Regions from separate parts of the Homo sapiens genome. Here region 1 is linked to region 2. Evidence: read pairs that join two places in POLR2A ChIA-PET (ENCODE). Cell type or tissue: endothelial cell of umbilical vein. All regions are shown on one strand.

Evidence for each region. Peaks named below come from ENCODE experiments on the same cell type or tissue, not always from the same donor. Only the 100,000 strongest peaks of a DNase experiment are listed, where the experiment ranks them.
Region 1: POLR2A ChIA-PET joins it to region 2 with 7 read pairs; 4 of 35 experiments call an interaction of 5 or more read pairs at or near these places.

Annotation. Positions count from the first base shown.
Region 1 is chr16:22,265,434-22,269,433 of GRCh38, reverse strand. It overlaps EEF2K (eukaryotic elongation factor 2 kinase), which reads right to left. Exons shown (of 18, transcript NM_013302.5): 14 at 2,910-3,044; 15 at 2,558-2,746. Among named protein-coding and RNA genes, the nearest start is that of TRL-AAG2-4, 30 kb to the left of the region's middle. In endothelial cell of umbilical vein, no CTCF peak of the experiment used is centred here; no DNase peak of the experiment used is centred here.
Region 2 is chr16:22,385,003-22,389,002 of GRCh38, reverse strand. It overlaps the pseudogene SLC68A2P. Among named protein-coding and RNA genes, the nearest start is that of CDR2-DT, 12 kb to the right of the region's middle. In endothelial cell of umbilical vein, no CTCF peak of the experiment used is centred here; a DNase peak (open chromatin) is centred at 1,822; H3K27ac peaks cover 279 bases.

The DNA.
Region 1 (4,000 bases), 120 kb after region 2:
CAAGACTGAAAAAAAAAAAATAGTTATATTAAGATGAGGTCACACTGGATGTTAGGTGGGCCCTAAATCCTATATGACTGCTGTCTTTACAAGAGCAGAAGAAACAGGGAGATAGGGACACGAGGGAAAGATGGAGACAGAGATTTCAGTGAGCCAAGCCAAGAACGCTGAAGATTGCCAGCAACCCCCAGAAGCCCGAAGAAACAAGGAAGGATTCTCCCCTCAAGCCTTCAGAGGAAGGCATGGCTCTACTGACACCTTGATTTCTGGACTTCTAGCTTCCAAAACTGTGAGAGAACAAATTTCTGTTGTTATAAGCCAACTGGTTTGTGGAATTTCTTAAGGAAGTCCTAGGAAGTGAATACACTCTGGAATTACATATAAGTAACTAATAATGATGGCTACCTATTATTCAAAGAATGAGAGGATGTGGGGAAGGTGGAAGGCAGATTTTTCACTGTAAAGCTTTTTTTTTTTGAGATGGAGTCTTGCTCTGTTGCCCAGGCTGGAGTGCAGTGGCGTGATCTCTGCTCACTGCAACCTCCGTCTCCCAGGTTCAAGTGATTCTCCTGCCTCAGCCTCCCAAGTAGCTGGGATTACAGGCGCATGCCACCACACCTGGCTAATTTGTTATATTTTTGGTAGAGATAGGGTTTTGCTATGTTGGGCAGGCTAGTTGTGAACTCCTAACCTGAGGTGATCCACCCGCCTCCATCTCCCAAAGTGCTGGGATTACAGGTGTGAGCCACTGCACCCATCGTTAAGCTTTTTATATTTAAAAATTAAAAAAAAAAACTTCTTTGGTCGGGCATGGTGGCTCAGGCCTATAGTCCGAGCTACTCAGGAGGCTGAGGCAGGAGGATCGCTTGAACCCAGGAGGTCAAGGCTACAGTGAGCTACAGTCATGCCACTGCACTCCAACTTGGGTGACAGAGTGAGAACCTGTCTCTAAAATAAATAAATAGTCCGGCATGGTGGCTCACACCTGTAATCCCAGCACTTTGGGAGGCTGAGGTGGGCAGATCACCTGAGGTCAGGAGTTCCAGACCAGTCTGGCCAACATGGTGAAGCTCTGTCTCTACTAAAAATTAGCTGGGTGCGGTGGCAGGCACCTGTAATCCCAGCTACTCGGGAGTCTGAGGCAGGAGAATTGCTTGAACCTGGGAAGTGGAGGTTGCATTGAGCCGAGATCGCACCACTACACTCCAGCCTGGGCAACAAAGCGAGACTCTGTCTCAAAAAAAACAAAAACAAAACAATAAATAAATAAGTTTTTAATCACATGAATGTAATTACCAATTCAAAAAGCTAAATAAATAAAGGACTTTGGAGTATCTTCCCACCCTCGAGTCTGAGATCCATTCACCCACTGGGCCACAGCCAAACCAACCCGTCAAGGAGAGCTGATGTCCTGCACCCACAATGAGCCTAGGCCACCTGTCCATGCGCAACGTTGGCCCACGTGATGGGGAGGATGGGAACAGATGGGAGGATGTGCCCGCCAAGGGCTTCTCAACTTCTCCTGGGAAAAGATCACTTTGCCTGGGCCTTGCCAGATCCCATTCAATCCTTTCCTCCCTCTGCTCACGGACCAGGGACAGAAGCAGCAGCAGGCTCCTACGCAATTTCCCTGCAGGTCCACACCCTGCTGCTTCAGCTCCAGCTCTGCCTCAGCTCCTGCACCTCTAGCTACACGGGTGCACCTTGTCTCTCACCTCTGGGCCTAAGCACATGCTGTTCCTTCTACCTGAGCTGCTCACCTCCCCCACTTGGCCTGGCTCACTCCCTTTGGGCCTTCAGGTCGAAAGCAGATATCCCCCCCAATTTTTTTTTTTTTTGGAGACAGGATCTCACTCTGTCGCCCAGGCTAGAGTGCAGTAGTGTGATCTCAGCTCACTATAACCTCTGTCTCCCAGGTTCAAGAGATTCTCCCACCTCAGCCTCCCGAGTAGGTGGGATTACAGGTGTGTGCCACCACGTCCGGCTAACTTTTGTATTTTTCTGGTAGAGGCGGGGTTTCACCATGTCGGCCAGGCTGGTCTCGATCTCCTGGCCTCATGTGATCCACCCGCCTCAACCTCCCAAAGTGCTGAGATTACAGGTTTAAGCCACCACTCTGGCCTGAGGTAGGTATCCCTTCATCTGTTCATTCTACGAATCTCTACCAAGCATCTACTCAGTGCCAGGCCCCAGCCACTAGGGATACACACAGAACTGATGAGCAGGAAGCCTGAACCAACCCCTCCAGGCCCCAGTTACAGCCCTTCCTCACATGTTTCCACTGGTGTCTTCTGCTTCCCCCATCACACCATGTCGTTATTACCTGGAAACGTGACTTACCTTCCCCTCCCTCTCCAAAGACAGAGATCGATTCTGCCAGTTTCAACTAACTTGGAGGGGCCTGCCCCCAAACCAGTGCCTGGGACATTTTTGTGGCATGCATAAACCTCAGGATAGAAGGCAGGTGAATGCATGACTTCCAGGATGGGAGGCAGGTGAACCACAGGGTGACCAAGTCCCACCCCCACCTGCAGCTGGGTCCCCGCCACCTGCTCACCTTCAGAGAGACATCGGCTAGGATGTGATGAGGCAACTGCGAGTACATGAGTCCCAGGCCCACGATGGCCTCCAGCTCGCCCAGGTTGGCTGCGTGCTCCAGGTGGAAGACAGCCGACTCCTGGTCCCACTCCTCGCCCTTCTCGCAGAAGCGCCCACCCTCGTGGTAGCGCACCATGGCCAGATGGACCTGCCACACAGACTACGGTGTCGGCCTGGCTGTCTGGCGGGCCAAAGCCGCACCCAAGACCGCCCAGCCAGCCTGCGGGAGGAAGTGATTAGCGGAGGAGAGGCTGGAGCTGGGGGGCTCCAGGTTAGTGCAGACAGGGCTCCAAAATGGGCATCGCCGATACCTTCCCCAAAATGGACTTCCCGATTTTCTTTTCGAGGTCCAGAGCATTAAGCCTTTGCACTTCCAGGGCCACGGCCGAAGCCCTCGGCAGGTGGAGGCGGGAGGAGTTGAGGAGATTCCACTTCTCTACACATACCTGAAGGGAAAGAACCGGCCAGGGAAGCGAGGGGCTGGGGGTGGACGCAGCATCACAGCTGTCAGCAGCCCCTACTACACAGGAGCCTGGCTGGAGGGAGATGGGGAGTGAACCCTCACGATGTCAAAGTTTATTGGCAAAACATGGCTCCAATTTTTTTTTTTTTTTGAGACAGAGTCTCACTCTATTGCCCAGGTTGGAGTGCAATGGCACAATCTCGGCTCACTGCAACCTCCACCTCCCAGGTTCAAGCGATTCTTCTGCCTCAGCTTCCCGAGTAGCTGGGACGACAGGTGCATACCACCATGCCCGGCTAATACAGCTCCAATTTTAATCATTCAAATTCCATCAACTCATGCATTCAAGAGCCAGTGGAACAGATTTCAGCAGCTCAAGGAAGCGCTTCCCCATCATTTACCAATCTGGATTTGGTTGGGGGTGGGGGTCTCACTCTAAACCAACCCCTTCGCCAGCTCCCCATATAAGGCACCAGAAGACTCCCACTTCAGACCTTCCAGCAAATCCCCTTGCTTTCCTCTGCAAGGCACCACAACGACATGAGCAACATCAGCAGGTTGCTGTAGGAAATGGGTTTAAAAAACACATCATTTCTCCTGGCCAAAGATGCCCCCTCCAAAGGCTCTTGCAGGATACAGCCAGGCAGCTGTGCGTGTGCACGTTTGCATGCTAAACATCTTGCAATGCACAGGGTAGCCCCCTCAACAAGGAACGATTCAGCCCAGAATGCCAGTAGTGCCTTGCTTGAGCAACCCTGTTCCATACCTAACTGAGAAGATCCTAATCTGGCTACAAAATACCACAGGGTAAATAATCAGTGTTCTGGGAGATGCCAGAGTCATGCCTGTGGTGGAGGCCAGGGAAGGCTCCTGGACGAGGGGCCCTGGGATCCAGGCTTGGAGAGCAGGTAGGATTTGAAGAGAGATGACAGAGGGAGA
Region 2 (4,000 bases):
TTGAGACAAACAGGGTCTCACTCTGTTGCCCGTGCTGGAGTGTATAAGTGTGATTTCGGCTCACTGCAGCCTTGTCCTCCCCAGGCTCAGGTGATCCTCCTACCTCAGCCTCCTGAATAGCTGGGACTACAGGAGCACACCAGTATGTCTGGCTAATTTTTGTATATTTTGTAGAGACAGGGTTTCGCCATGTTGCCCAGACCAGTCTTGAACTCCTGGGCTTAAGCAATCTGCCTGCCTCGTCCTCCCAAAAAGCCAGGATTACAGGCATGAGCCACCACACCCAGGCTTACATAAGAGTTTAACAATTTTTTTTTTAACCTGGTGAAGAGGATAAACTATAGGCAAGTATTATACATGATTTAAAGTAAGAAAGCATATATAGCCTAGAATATGATAGCAAATAATAAGCAGAGACAGGAACTCAAACAGCTTCCCATTCTGGGTGGTTAAACAGAGGAGCAAACAAACTTCAAATTGCTTTGAAAGGAGAGCATCATTTTATCATGCATACACAGTACATGGACTATACTGATAAGCCAGACATGAAATTCCATTTGATATACTCTGCTAAATAAATGATGCAAGCACAGTACATTTTAGAGACAGAATCTTAAAGTACACAGCTCTAAAGGTACCATCTCCCTTTTCTCGTCTGTAAGAATAAGAATCTCTTCCTCCAAGATTGTTATGAGGATCACGTCAGGTAATGTACACAATGCACTTGGCAATGGTCCATGGCACAGGGTAAACACTCAAAACTGTGGATTACCATTATTATGGCACATACAGTAATTATAAAGACATTGGGATAATAGCAGACAGGCAAATTCTATTCTATATACTTTGCTTAAGAAATTGTGGTGGGCCGGACACTGTGGCTCATGCCTGCAATCCCAACACTTTGGGAAGCCAAGGTGGGAGGACTGCTTGACACCAGGAGTTCAAGACCAACCTGGGCAACATGGCTGGTCTTGAAAAACACTGTCTCTACAAAAAATAAAAAACTTAGCTGGGCATGGTGGTGCACGCCTGTGATCCCAGCTACTCAGGAGGCAGAGGTAGGAGGAAAGCTTGAGCCCAGGAGATCAAGGCTGCAGTGAGCCATGATTGTGCCACTGCACGCCAGCCTGGGTGACAGGGCATGACACTGTCTCTAAAAAAATAAAGAGATAGGCCGGGCGTGGTGGCTCACACCTGTAATCGTAGCACTTTGGGAGGCCAAGCTGGGCAGATCACGAGGTCAGGAGGTTGAGACCATCCTGGCAAACACAGTGAAACCCCATCTCTACTAAAAATACAAAGAAATTAGCTGGGCGTGGTGGCGGGCGCCTGTAGTCCCAGCTACTCGGGAGGCTGAGGCAGGAGAATGGCATGAACCCGGGGGGCGGAACTTGCAGTGAGCCGAGATTGCGCCACTGCACTCCAGCCTGGGCGACAGAGCGAGACTTCATCTCTAAATAAATAAATAAATAAATAAATAGAAATAAAGAAATTGTGGCAACACTTAAAACATTTTAGAACTATTTCTATCCCAAATGGCTTAACGATTTTTGAAAGCTGGTAAACAGTAAAAACTAGTCTATCTAGAATAACCTCTTCCCTGAAGAGTATTGCTAAGATGTTTTGCTTATCATTTGTGAAAACAGGAAAAACCTTTATCATAGGCAAGATAAAGTCATATTTTTAGAGGACATATTTAGGTTAAGGGGAACAACATATCAGCTCTCCAAATGGTATAAGCAGCAGACCAGTATATTTTTTTAAGAGGACATGACCTCTACAATAATGATCATGACCATGGAATTTTAATAGTGCTCTGAAATTCCAGGACTCAGGCTTTTAGCCAAGTGTTTTGAAACTTGATCAACTAACTGTTCTTCCATGTGATGGTCACAGAAGTCTTAAACACCCAAATAAAGCAAAACGACACGCTCACAGGAAGCTGTTTTCTTCCATAGTTCTGCTGAGGCTTAAAGGAGAAAGCTGAGAGGAACAAAATTCCACAGCAAAAATGTTTAAAATATCACATTATTCGGTTCTCATTGGGGACTCTTTCCTTTTTTCCTTTTGTCTCTTTTTTTTTTTTTTTTTTTTGAGATGGAGTCTTACTCTGTCACCCAGGCTGGAGTACGGTGGTGCGATCTCAGCTCACTGCAACCTCCGCCTCCTGGGTTCAAGCGATTATCCTGCCTCAGCCTCCTGAGTAGCTGGGATTACAGGTGCCCGCAACCAAGCCCGGCTAATTTTTGTATTTTTAGTAGAGACAAGGTTTCACCATGTTGGCCAGGCTGGTCTCGAACTCCTGACCTCTAGTGATCCACCCGCCTCGGCCTCCCAAAGTGCTGGGATTATAGGCATGGGCCAGTGGGCTTGACCTTGTCTCTTTTTTCCATTATGTTTCTACTGAATCTTGTATGATATGTGGAGCTCTGAATCTATGGGTCTTTTAATAACTGTGTGTCGGCCAGGTGCGGTGGCTCATGCCTGAAATCCCAGCACTCTGGGAGGCCGAGGCAGGCTGATCACGAGGTCAGGAGTTTGAGACCAGCCTGAACAACATGGTGAAACCCCGTCTCTACCAAAAATACAAAAGTTAGCCAGGTGTGGTGTCGTGCACCTATAATCCCAGCTACTCAGGAGGCTGAGGCAGGAGAATTGCTTGAACCTGGGAGGGCGAGGGTTGCAGTGAGCCGAGATCACACCACTGCACTCCATCTTGGGTGACAGAGCAAGACTGTCTCAAACAAACAAACAAAAAAAAACTGTGTGTCACTTTTTCAAACTACTGATGAAATCAGGTTTCTAATATCATCATCCAGCTAAGAGTTAAATCTCTAATCCCTGCAGGAAAAATTATCACAAATTATAAATCATAGAGAACATAAGTATAATAATTATAATAATAGTAAATAACATAAAGAACTATTACATACCTGTGGGCAAATAAAGCCTGCCCCGTACATAATGCTCCTTATAGAAGAAGATAGTACATCTCTGGGAATGAGAATATCTGCAAAGATCATCATGAAGTTGCTGAAAAAGGTTAAATTAAAGACTTGAAAGAAATTCATGATCAGAAAAAGGTAAAAGTATTTCTGGGGCAAGATCTATCTCACGGATAAAATGACAGGAGTCCAGGCGAGATTCTGTTTAGATTCCAAGAGGAGGTTCTCTTTGGGGCTTCTTTTAGGTTTGAAACGCCTCACGTGATACATCCCAGCGTAAAGGCTGGCAGCAGCAAGGAAAGCAATGACGATGGCAACAGCCTGGAAATGGGGCAAAATTTCCATGTTATTAGAGATCAGGCCATAGAAAAGGATACTGGTAGAGCCCACAAGTGATGCCACTTGGTTAATTTTAATAAGCTGAAGCCGACTTTCATGTCTAGTGAAAATCTCTGCAAACAGTTTACATTGGGCTTGTTGGACACAGGTGGGCATGCTATCAAATGCACATAATGATACCACCAGGTGAAGTCCACTAAGCCAGTCACCTTCTTGATAGTATTTCCAAGGGAACCACGGGAGCAGGAAGGCTGCTGCATAGAAAGGGACACAGTACAAGACAGAAATATGATGACTTGAACAGCATTTGGCTTTAGAGTTGTTGGGAAAATATCCAGTCAGGTCATTAAGAACATTCCATATCATTAAAATTATTTAGGAAGAAAAAAACACACAGGATGTTTCAGTGTAGTAGAACAAATTACTGCCCTCAGTACAAGACAAAAATGACCCCTGATTTTTTTTTTTTTACTTACGTGAAGTAACCGAAGGTGATCAGTAGAAAAGCTCATTGTTTTCAGAACTACTTAAAAATTTAATAACAGCAAATACTACTCAAAAGCCAATGTGCATTCACTTTGTTTTTTTTTTTTTTTTTTTTTTAGACGGAGTCTTGCTCTGTCGCCAGCCCAGAGTGCAGCGGCACGATCTCGGCTCACTGCAACCTCCACCTCCCGGGTTCAAGTGATTCTCCTGCCTCAGCCTCCCAAGTA